Regions from separate parts of the Mus musculus genome. Here region 1 is linked to region 2. A link is a contact called in ENCODE Hi-C or POLR2A ChIA-PET data. All regions are on one chromosome and are shown on one strand. Each heading gives the region's core, a stretch centred on a gene start or an enhancer-like site at or near the end of the contact. The rest is flanking DNA. Distances are from core to core; before and after follow the strand shown.

Evidence for each region. A loop is a pair of places that touch in the nucleus more often than their neighbours do. ChIA-PET counts read pairs that join two places held with the same protein, here RNA polymerase II (POLR2A).
Region 1: a loop to region 2 is called in a map of v-Abl transformed pro-B cells, with 2.4 times the contacts of the local background. The contact joins the promoter of Erap1 here to the promoter of Sdha in region 2. A Hi-C loop is called at or near these places in 1 of 37 maps with a recorded cell type or tissue (v-Abl transformed pro-B cells). POLR2A ChIA-PET finds 5 or more read pairs at or near these places in 1 of 5 experiments (Patski).

Annotation. Positions count from the first base shown.
Region 1 is chr13:74,637,117-74,642,971 of GRCm38, forward strand. Erap1 (endoplasmic reticulum aminopeptidase 1) reads left to right here and starts at 2,737. Exons shown (of 19, transcript NM_030711.5): 1 at 2,737-2,777.
Region 2 is chr13:74,346,446-74,352,083 of GRCm38, forward strand. It overlaps Sdha (succinate dehydrogenase complex, subunit A, flavoprotein (Fp)), which reads right to left and starts at 3,795. Exons shown (of 15, transcript NM_023281.1): 1 at 3,701-3,795. The coding sequence starts at 3,763. It overlaps Ccdc127 (coiled-coil domain containing 127), which reads left to right and starts at 3,872. Exons shown (of 3, transcript NM_001168659.1): 1 at 3,872-3,963.

The DNA of each region.
Region 1 (5,855 bases), core at 1,487-3,986, 290 kb after region 2:
GCTGGAACCATACTGTAGGTCAATTCACATTCTCAATTGTCATAGGCTTCTAATCTAAAACAACAGGATAGAAAGTCAGATTGACAGAGTCAGGCTTTAACAAGAAGTAGGAGGTGTGGCTAAAGAATCTAGGTCTTTGTTTTATATCTAGAAATGGAACTACTTGCCGTATCTACAGATGTTTGTAGAGGACCCCCAAATTGGGAGTCTCAGGCACTGATATAAATGATGGACAGCTGCAATGTAGGAAGTAGTAAAGTGTGGGCTTAGCACACACAAGATTCCAGGTTCAGTCTCAGCTGCATAAACATTAAAGAAGTAAATAATTAGAAATATTGTGGGGCTGAATAGTATGTAGCCTAGGCTATCCTGGAACACTCTCTATGTAGACCAGGCTGGTTTGGGACTCATGGAGACTTGCTTTTCTCTGCTTGTTGTGTGCTAGCATTAAAGGCATGAGCCACCATCGCACAGTCAAATCAGTTGTTGTTGTTGTTGTTTTTGGTCTTTTGAGGCAGGGATTCTCTGTGTGTAGCCTTGGCAGTCCTAGAACTCGCTGGCTCTACAGACCAGGCTGGTCTCAAACTCAGAGATCTACCTGCCTCTGCCTCCCAAGTGCTGGGATTAAAGGTGTGCACCAACACCTCCTGGCCACAGTTTTTTTTTTGAGTCTCCCTGTGAGCTGCCATGTGGATGCTAAGAGTTGAACTGGAGTCCTTTAGAGACGCAGTCAGTACTCTTAATCTCTGAGCTATTTCTGTAGTTCCCATTTGCATCTTCTTTAAGATTTAGCCCCTTTTGGAATTTGGCTGATCTTCTAGGCCCTCCCCTACCAGCCATCATCACAGGGATGTGCAGCAAATCACATTAAAGGACTAGTAAGGACCTGTTGTCTACCACATACCATCAGCTGATGTTATTCAAGCTCAGAGCTTTATTGCTGCTCAAGTATTTTGTTTTGTTTTGAGACTAGAATTCATGGTGGTTTTCCTCCCCTCCAGGCTGAGATTAGAGGCATATGCTACCCAAAAGACATATGCCACAAGTAGCTGCTAAGAATGCGATTTTTAGGATTGCTTGGCTCAGTTTCTTAAAAGGTGACTGAAAATTACAGGGAGCTGGGTTTTATTTTTAGTACTGTTCCATAGATGCACTATGTATTTTAGTAGTTTAGTTGTTGGTAGGCCACAAGGACACAAAGATTTCAGGATGTAGTGGTTGGTATATACCACAGTACCAACTACTCTGAAGGCTGAAGTAGGTAGCCCATGAATTCAGTCCAGGCTGGACTATATATGATGCTTTATCTCTTGGGGTGGGAGAAAGGATATTATATTATCCACCTTAATCAGGCCTAGTTTATGTTGTGCATAAATGTGCTAGTTTGAATAAGTTTAGCCCTCATAGACTGATGTGTTTCTATGCTTGGCCCATAGGGAGTGGCACTATGAAGAGGTGTGGCCTTGTTAGAGGAAGTCCATCACTGTGGAGTTGGGCTTTGAGCTAACCAATGCTCAAGCTCTGAACAGTGTAGAATCTGAGTATTCTTCTGGCTACATTCGGATCAAATATAACGCTTGGTTCCTCCAGCACAAGTCTGCCTGCACCATTCCATACTTCTCACCATGCTGATAATGGACTAAACCTCTGAAACTGTAACCCAGCCCCCAATTAAATGTTTTCCTTTGTAAGAAAAAAAAATGTCCCTGGTGGTACATAGTTTTTGCAAAAACAAGCATTGAAAACAGTGTTGAGAAATAATGCTCAGAGGCTTGGATGCCAAGTTCTCAAAGGGCAGGACACTGAGAACTAGGCCTAAGCAAACTGGGGAACAGCCAGGATAATATTTGGACAGGAACTAGAATGTGTGTTTGATTACTTCTGTGTAAAACTGGCTTTAAATTTATTTATTTAAATGTAGGAGTGCTGCATGTTCACCTACCTGCCAGAAGAGGGCATCAGATTCCTTTCTAGATGGTCGTGAGCCACCCTATAGTTTCTTGGGAATTGAACAAATGAACTCTGAAAGAGCAGCGGGTTCTTAACCACTAAGCCATCTAACCTTGCCTGGCAGCGGTAGCACACGCCTTTGATCCCGGCTCTCCAGGCGGATCGGCAAGTACGAGGTCAGACTGATCTACAGCTAGGGCTGTTTCAAGACAGCTAGGGCTGCACAGAGAAATCCTGTGTTGAAAAACCAAAAATAAATAAATAAATAGCAATCCTCTGTAGTGTAGTGTCTTTTCCTTATTAGGGGTAGGGAAGTTCTGGGGGCCACCTCTAATCTCCCCCCCCCCCCCCCCAGCATATAAGGTACCTACACTGAACAGAAAATCCCCAGAGCACTCAGAATTTGACTTCCCAGGTTGAATCTTTTGGGGGTGGGGCAGGGCTCTCAGATGAAAACATCTGCATCCAATAGGTGTCCTTCCAAGTTGGCAGGCCAATGCCATTTTGAGCACTACCTTTGCACATTGCTGCATTTCTTCCGTTAGTGAAGTTAGCAAACAAAACAAATACACCACGAGATGTGGAGGAGAAAAAAGTCCACGTTTTGATGGGTGCGCCTCCCTGCCTGGTGCTCTGCCAGTCCTGGAGAATGCATTCCCTATCAGGGTCCCTAACTTTGAGTTCCCGAAGCCCTGGCTAGATCCCTTAGGCTTGCTCTCTTTTAGCGCCTTAGCAGGTTCACTTCACCCTCAGCCCCACGTGCCCTGCCGGTCCACCTTCACTTTCACTTTCGGTCCCGGGCGGCCAGACTGGCGGCTGTGATGAAGGTGAGGAGTCTCGGCCTGGCCCGGTGGAGGACTGGGCCCGCACGGTACAGGGCTGTGGGCAGCTGAGGGTGGGCTCTGGCTAACCGACCCCGGTGGAGGCCCGGGCTCAAGTGCGCAGGACGGGCGCGGAGGATCGGGAGCAGGAGTCTGAGCACGCCGAGGAGCGTGAAGCCCCGGCAGGGCGCTGCTGGCCGGCCCGGCCCGGAGAAAGCCGAGGCTGCCGGGCCGGCGTACTCGCTGGCTCGAGTGAGTCACTGGCAGGAGCTGACCACGAGCCGCCTAGCTGCTGGAGACTGGCCAGCGGTCCATCCCACTAAAGCCTAATGGCGACCAGGGAGGACTGGGCGGACCTAGGGAGCGGCCTGTGGAGAACACCTTGAGAGTATTCCCAGAGAAAGCGAAGAAGCGCTGGGGAGGGCACAGAGTGTCCGGAAGGCTCCCTCTCTTCCGCCTGTACTCCCTGCAAACCGGGCCCCACTCCCAACTCGGTCCCTCTCCCCCTCCCTCTCCCGCTCCCCTCTCCCTCCCCCTCCCGCTCCTGATCACTATCTGGATCCCGCCCCCCAAGGCTACATGAGGCCATTATAGAGAAAGCTTTATTTGAACTTGTTTGAGCAAAATGAGTGCCTTTTCTGTTATGTTGCTAGAATGGTTAATTTCCTAAGAGGAAGGGAAGGACCAAGAGAACACACTTTGTTTAAACTTTTATTGATGGTTCTTTGGGTAACCCGGGTTTGGAAAGACAAACTGTGTTTTCTTTAGAAAGCCAGAATTCCTGTCAGCTCCATATATGGTCAATAATTTAAAACCTTTTTAAAATTGGCCACAGTTGTCAAAGCTCCCACCTCCACCCCTTTCCTGCCATAGGTTTTTTTTTTTTTTTTTTTTTTTTTTTTTTTAGATTTATTTATTATATGTAAGTACACTGTAGCTGTCTTCAGACACACCAGAAGAGGGCATCAGATCTTGTTACGGATGGTTGTGAGCCACCATGTGGTTGCTGGGATTTGAACTCCGGACCTTCAGAAGAGCAGTCTGGTGCTCTTACCCACTGAGCCATCTCACCAGCCCCCTCCACCCCTTTCCTGATCAGATTTGGAAATGTACCTTGAATCAGCAGCTTTTTAAGGTGGCCCCAAGAGGAAAATTCTAGTATATTTACATAGTTTTAATTCTGCATTGAAATACTTTGTTAGAAGTGACGAGCCATTTTCAGTGCATGTTAACAGAAGTTGGATTATCCTGGGGGCTGTTTGAAAGCTTATGTGTTGCTGAGATTGTTTTACATTCAGTCCTAATACAAGTGGGAAATCATCCAAACAATTACCTTTAACTTCCCTGAGGACCATGAGGAGTCAGAATCTCCACATACAGCTTAAATAAGATTTCTAAAATGGCAGCAGACTCTCTGGCTTGAGCTAAGTTAGGTGATAGAGCCTAACTTAACAGAGGATAACTTCAGTTTCATCACATGAAAAAGGAAAGTATTTTACAACGTTCTTAAACTTAAAACAAAGCCTGGAGTGGTATGACATTATTATATCTGTGCTAAGAGTCCTCCTAGAAATTTTATTTGGGAGTCTTCTTTCAGACATCAAAGTTTTACATGTTAATAAATGAACCCACAATTCTTTCTTCCTTTTCAAGTTATTGTGTTCCAGGTACCACTGAGACACCAGTTCCATTCAGGTATGGTTGGTTTATTGAACGAACACTCCAAGACTGATTTTACTAAAGGATTCAGTGAGGAGTCAGGATCCAGAACTGTGACTTCAGACAGTCCCCAGAAGCAGTTTTTATATGGGAAAAAACAAACAGGCGCATTTACAACCTTTGCAACGTTTAGGCTATCTAGCCTAGGGGATCTCTAAAGTCCATGAGGTTCCTGACACAGCACAATAACAAATTGGTTTTACCAGGGCAAGGAACAATAATAGGTCAAGTTAAGGTTAAGAGCTACAAAATGAAGGTTGAGGTAATATAGCAGAGCTATTGTCAAGTTCTAATATTTAACAATTGTACTTCTAGGCTTTTCTAGTTCAATAAAAGACACTGATCCCTATTTGATATTCATTCTAGACATTCTTGTAGTCTTTCTTAATAACTGTTCTCTCTCCTACCCCAACTTCTAGCTCATCCTAAATACAGAGTAGTCCCACTCCCTTGCAAACTTATCCCTAGGCTTCCTGCTTTTTGCTTTCAATTCTTTATTGTAATACCAGAGCTAAACATACTAGAACATGACCTAAGATTGGTTAGGATTAGCCAAAGAATTTTAACAGTGAAATACCTCTCACTGCACTGGGTTTTATCAAGCCCCTCTCATGTAGGTGCTGTGTGGGAATCTAAAGACCATTGCATTATTGCTTTCCAGCAGTCTCCAGTGCAAAAGTATAGGAATAAATGCACTAATGAGAGCATTATGAAGCAGGGCTAGGAAAATGCCATGAGGGGGACACAGAAAGTACTGGGAAAGGTCAAAGAAGTGTTTTCTTGTGTCTGGAATATTCCAGGAAGGATTCTTAGGGATGCCTTATTTGAATTGAACCTTGAAAGATAGGAGAAAAGTATTGAGGGAAGGGAATCCCGGAAAGAGGTGTAGATGGAGAAAAACTTGCCATGTTCAGTTTGAGAATTGCCAAACCCAAAATGTATATTAGGCATGGGTTGTAGATGGGGTGCGTGGATAGAGCCTTGGTTCCCAGACTTGGGGTTGGGGGTGAGGGGTGGGGATAGAGAACCTGGTTACCTGACTCGGCAGTCTAGGGGGAAGAGGGGCCTTGGAAGACTACTTTGGTGATGGTTTTCAGTCCGGTGATGAAGAACCTTCATCTCTGTGACTCAGTTCCAACATCCAGTGAGTGCCCGTGGATCACCAGATCAAAGGACACAGTCCTTTGGGAAGCTATGTTAGGAAAGAGAAGAAGACAAGTGAGAAAAAATTAGTCCACTAAAATGTCATAAGTTTCAAGATAAAACTCTCCTGGATTCAACAGAACACATAAATCAGTGGCATTTAATGGCTACTGATAATTTTAAACTTATTCCCTTAGATTAGGTACAAATATAAGGCAGATA
Region 2 (5,638 bases), core at 2,545-5,044:
TAGTTTATTCCTCATTTATAGAGCTTTCATCATAATTTAAAAAAATAACCATGTGAAGTTATTTTCATTATAACGGTTAGCTTTTGGGGTGGAGAGATGGCTCAGTGGTTAAGAGCACTGACTGCTCTTCTGAAGGTCCTGAGTTCAAATCCCAGCAACCACATGGTGGCTTACAACCATCTGTAATGAGATTGGACACCCTCCTCTGGTATGTCTGAAAACAGCTACAGTGTACTTAGATATAATAAATAAATAAATCTTTTAAAAAAAGGTTACTTTTAAGGAAGCCAGATGACTCAGTGAGGCAACGATGCTTCTTGCTGAGCCTGGGGACATAAGGACTCACTCTGTAAGGGAGAAGTCATACCTTCAAGTTGTCTGCTGACTTCTCTATAGTATGCGTGAACACATACAGACAAATGTAATAAAAACGTTTAATTTTCACTATTTTAAAGTAGAGATGCTTAAAATACAGCTCAAAGGGATATCTACCCTGACTTGGATAACTACAGCTTAAACTTTCAGAGGCTACCTCACAAGTCTCATAATACACACACACACATACACACACACACACACACACACAAAAACCTTGAAGGTCAGAGGGAACTATAGGCCCAAATTGTGTACTTTCTCCACTATCTGAAGATCTTTGGGGCAAATCCCCAAGAAACTCCAAATTTAGATTACAATCCTGGTTATGAATAAATACTAAGCCAGAAGTCTTCAAATGAACCAAGAACCACATCACAACATACTGAATTGAATGTCACTGGTTTTATGATGATCCTGAGAAGCCAAACAAAATGGTTTGACTGTAGAGGCCTAACTAAATCATAAAATTTCTAGATATACCAGTAAAACACTAAAAACAACTCATCCAAAGAAAAGATGTATTTTACTATGATGCTTCATGTATTTTTCCTAAGAATTTCTACAAACTTTATAGAAGTCAGCTGCCCTTGTTCTTATTTTTCCTTTAAACGTGAGTCACATCAGTGTATTGGAACCATGCAAAGCAAAACAAAGGCAAAATAAATCTGATGAGTTGATAACTTGAAAGTGTTTGTCAATATAGAAAACCTTGACAGGACAATACAATTCCTTGTCTTCAGCACTTCTCAGTCGATAGTCACAAATTTCTTTTTCTGCTAACTTGATTCTGTTCTTTGGTAAACTCAAATTCCTCATTAAAAAAAAAAACAAAAACAACAAAAAAAACCCCACAAACTTCAAATGCCAACAAATATTCAGTTAGAGGGCAGAATTTTCATAAGAACAGCCATCCTCATAAAGAGACTTTCTTAAAACCAAAAGGCGTACTTTAAGAGGTGCCATTTGTGTGTCAATCCTGTTTTTCCTGTCTTATTATCCTGCTTACTGGTTCTTAACCACAGAACAGTTATGAAGCACCACCACAAAGGAGGTAACATGCTGCAGCTAATATGATTCAACTAAGGGAGGTTTGAAAGAAATAGTTTCCAATTATGCCCCTATGCAAAGAAAGTTGTGCAGCCTGGTCTCACATGCTTAGAACCGTACTCTCACTTTCAACTGGAATTTTACTCCAGACTGAAATCAAAGTCAATATCTAGGTCTTAGTCTCCAGAGGAATCACTGAGCACCAGCCTAGGACGAGGACACTGATGTACAAGAAATGAAGCAAAAGGATTGATTTTATAAAGGATTTATTAAAAGGCTTGCTTAGGAGACATTAAGTCACACAAAATAGTATTTAGCTAAGGAAGTGTTGCCTTCAAAAATACCTCAAAGATATGACTATAGTAACCAGGTGTACTGGCTAGTTTTGTGTCAACTTGACACGGCTGGAGTTATCACAGAGAAAGGAGCTTCAGTTGAGGAAATGCCTCCATGAGATCCAACTGTAAGGCATTTCCTCAATTAGTGATCAAGGGGGAAAGGCCCCTTGTGGGTGGTGCCATCTCTGGGCTGGCAGTCTTGGGTTCTATAAGAAAGCAGGCTGAGAAAGCCAGTGGAAGCAAGCCAGTAAAGAACATCTCTCCATGGTCTCTGCATCGGCTCCTGCTTTTTGACCTGCTTGAGTTCCTATCCTGACTTCCTTTGGTGATGAACAGCAGTATGGAAGTGTAAGCTGAATAAACCCTTTCCTCCCCAACTTGCTTCTTGGTCATGATGTTTGTGCAGGAATAGAAACCCTGACTAAGACACCAGGCCTGTTGGACATAAGTAAAATTAAGGATTCTAGGATGTAAATGTTTCTTCAGCAGGATTGAGCAGCCATTAGACTCTTTCCCTTAACAAAGGAGACAAACCGAATTACAACTAGTAAGCCCATTTCTCTTTCAAAGACCATTCCTCTAGAAGGCAGTCCCGGGTGACAATAAACTTTAAATATGGTATTCCATAAAGCTCCACTTCTCTTCTTAACAAAGCCTAATTCTGACAGCTGGACGAGATGCCCATAGGCAGGAACAATAAAGATGCACTTAAAAACAATTCAGGCAATGAAAAATACCTTTGCTGTGCAAATCTCCCACCTGCCTAAGTGGCCAGACTTGCAGTCTCCTGTCTCTGTCTAAACTGGTCAAAGCATAAACTGGATCTGGAATAGGAAAGGAATTTAAGGATGCCAACATATGTGGTAAGCATAAACCTAAGGTGTATACAAGTTAATAAAAATCTTCTATCCTTGACTGTTCCTTTTGGGCATTAGCCAGAGCTGGGCTCAGACTATCATTATTTTTTTTTTTTTTCCTTGAGTGTGTGGAGTGAATCCTGGGCATGGGGTGGGCTCACCTATTTCTGCTACAAAAGAATTCTGCTACAATTATAGGTGGCTGACTTATTATCTCCTGTAAAGGGCTTCAATGATCAGGACTTAAAACCCTTCTTGCAGAGCCCAAGGGATAGAGGTGGAAGTAGGAGTTTGTGGCAGCAAATACAAATCACAGAAATTATCAAGGTTTGAAAATGCCTTCTGGCCTTGCAAGAATAGCTGCCAACTAACCCTTGAACATTTCATTGAACATGCATTTTAATATCTATTTCAGAAAATAGACAACTGCAGCCATAATTTGATGCACAATGCAAGTCGATACTGTTCAATGTCTTAGGGCCTTTACTTTGTAATTAAATTGTTAAGTAGGTAGGTGAGACAGAACTTTAAAGAACCCAACCTGTCAAATTTAGTTTACGTTAATAAAACCCTAGGAGTGTGACGAATAACAGGTGACCGGCAAAGAGTGCACTGAGACAAGATCTGACAATCTGGGAGGCCAACATCAGACCCCTGCAACCCTGAGTCACTGTGTACCTCTTCAAATGCAAAAAGAAGTCGCAAGACTGGATGAACACGGTGCAGAAGTCTCACCTGGTATCTTCAAATATCTCTTTGATATTTAAAAACAGTAGCTAAGGCCACTACACAAAACCTGTAAGCTCATCACTTATAAGTCTTAGTGTCGACACCCAGACTACCAACGGATTACTCGCAGACCCGTCCGCATCCAGAATGCAACAGGCCGGTCCCTCCCTTTAACCTTGGAGAACTTCGCTAGACCAAGACGGGGAAGGCCAGACTCCACGCCCGCGACCTCGGGGTCGTGACCTTCGCCGGAAAGCAGTCGGCTTCGGCCCACTGCACCTTCCCAGACTCAGGCCAACTCGGGTGGAATCGTGGCGCACTCCTAGCGCCTGCCATTTCGTGGCACTAACTCACCGCCCCAGTTAACGCCAAGCGCCGCCCGCGAAGAAGCCTCGAAACTGCGCCAACCCCGGCCATGTCTGCCTTCCCGCAAGCCCCAGCGACAGACTGCGCTTGCGCACCGAGTCGCGCGGGTGTCGGGCTTGGAAGATTCTGCGCCTGCGCAACACGCCCCTCCTGGCTCGCGTGAGTGGTGGTGCGCCTGCGCCCTGTAAACGCGGCGGTGGCAACACGTCTGAGGTAGGGTGGCAGCAACGCTGATGGGCTCTGCTCCAGGGGTAAGTGAGGTGCCAATGTCTTTAAAGTGCTTCTCGGGTGGTTCTTGTTTGCCAAAACAGAGAGGGTCGGATGATCTGGAGAGATGGAAGTAGGGTCCTGGGGCGGAGATCGCAAGCTCCATAAGAGCCCGTTTTGTTGGGCGCTTGAATCTCAACTAATGGGGGGGGGGGGGGGTACATACTGCCCTGGACTTCTAGAGTAGGTAGGAATGATGTCTTGGTGGCTGGACAAGGAGCAGCTAGCTGCACTGGGCTACGTAAAAGCCAGGATACTGAACTAGAAACTATATCCAAAGCTTTCGTCTTCGTTACAGCAGCTGGGAAGCTGGAGGCCCGGCCTGTTGTCATCCTGAAAGCTGCTTAGATCGTGGCTAGCATCCCATATTGCAAACGCGCTCTCATTTGATCACTTTCAGATAGTTTTTCTATTTTTCTAGTGAGTATAGCTGAAATGTTCGGTGGAATTAAATAGCATAAAAAGTAAACCAATAATCGTAATTGTTTCCTGAATTTTCAGTTAATATTAGATTAAGGTTTTCCTCTTGGTGCACAATCTTTATGACCATTATTTTGAATTGTTTAAGTTTACAATGAACCGTTCCCATTTTATTTCTTTGTTTTTTTATTAATAAATAAGGAAATATGGAATATATTCATGCACAACACTTTATATTTTGAATTATTTCCTTGAACTTTATAACCCCAAAATGGATGTTGTTGGTGCAGAGGAAATAAATATGACAGCTTACCCTACAAGGGTTCTGCGTTGGTGGGTTCAACCAACTGCAGATAAAATATATTTGGGGAAAATGTGTCTGTTCGGAGTATGTACAGACTTTTTTTTTAACAAGGGGGAAAATAAAACAGATGAACTACTTAAGTGCCTTTATACCTTATTAGGTATCGGTGACTTAGAGATAAAGTATTGAGCAGATTATATTCAAATACAGCATTGTATATGGGAGCCTTGGCTATCTTCAAGGCTTTTGGTATGAGATGGGGCTCCCCATCAGATATCTGATGGATGGCTATACATAGTAGGAGGTTTTTGAAAGTTGCCTGCTTTTAGTGTGTGTATGTGTGTGTGTGCATACATACATATATATATATGTATATACACATACATATTTCTAAATTAGGCATCTACCATACGTCATACGTATTAATTCTATAGTTCCTATAAACCGTTACATTCTGAGCCATGTATTATGGTTATATATTTATTGTTCATTATTGTGCATCTTAACATGTTAAACAAGGTTTGTTAAAAACACTAAAACTTTCAAAATTTGGGTTGAATTACGTATTTCTTACATGGATCTTGGTTAACTATTTTGTGTTTATTGTATTTGTACATATAAGCAAGCTGAATGTTTTTATGACTTTACAGTATGAGAACACCCATCGAATATGGGTACTTTTTATTTTATTTTTATTTATTTGAGACAGAGACTCTCTGTATAGACCTGGCTCTCCACTATGTAGACTAGACTATCTTCAAACTCAAAGAGATCAGCCTGCCTCTGCCAACTTGAATTCTGAGATTAAAAGCATGCACTAACATGCCTGGCTAATATGGGTAGTTTGTAAACTAGTAAATTTATATTAATATTGGTATCCAGCCTAGTTTGTGAGTTATACCCTAATATGAAGCAAGGGATTTTTGTAATCCTGA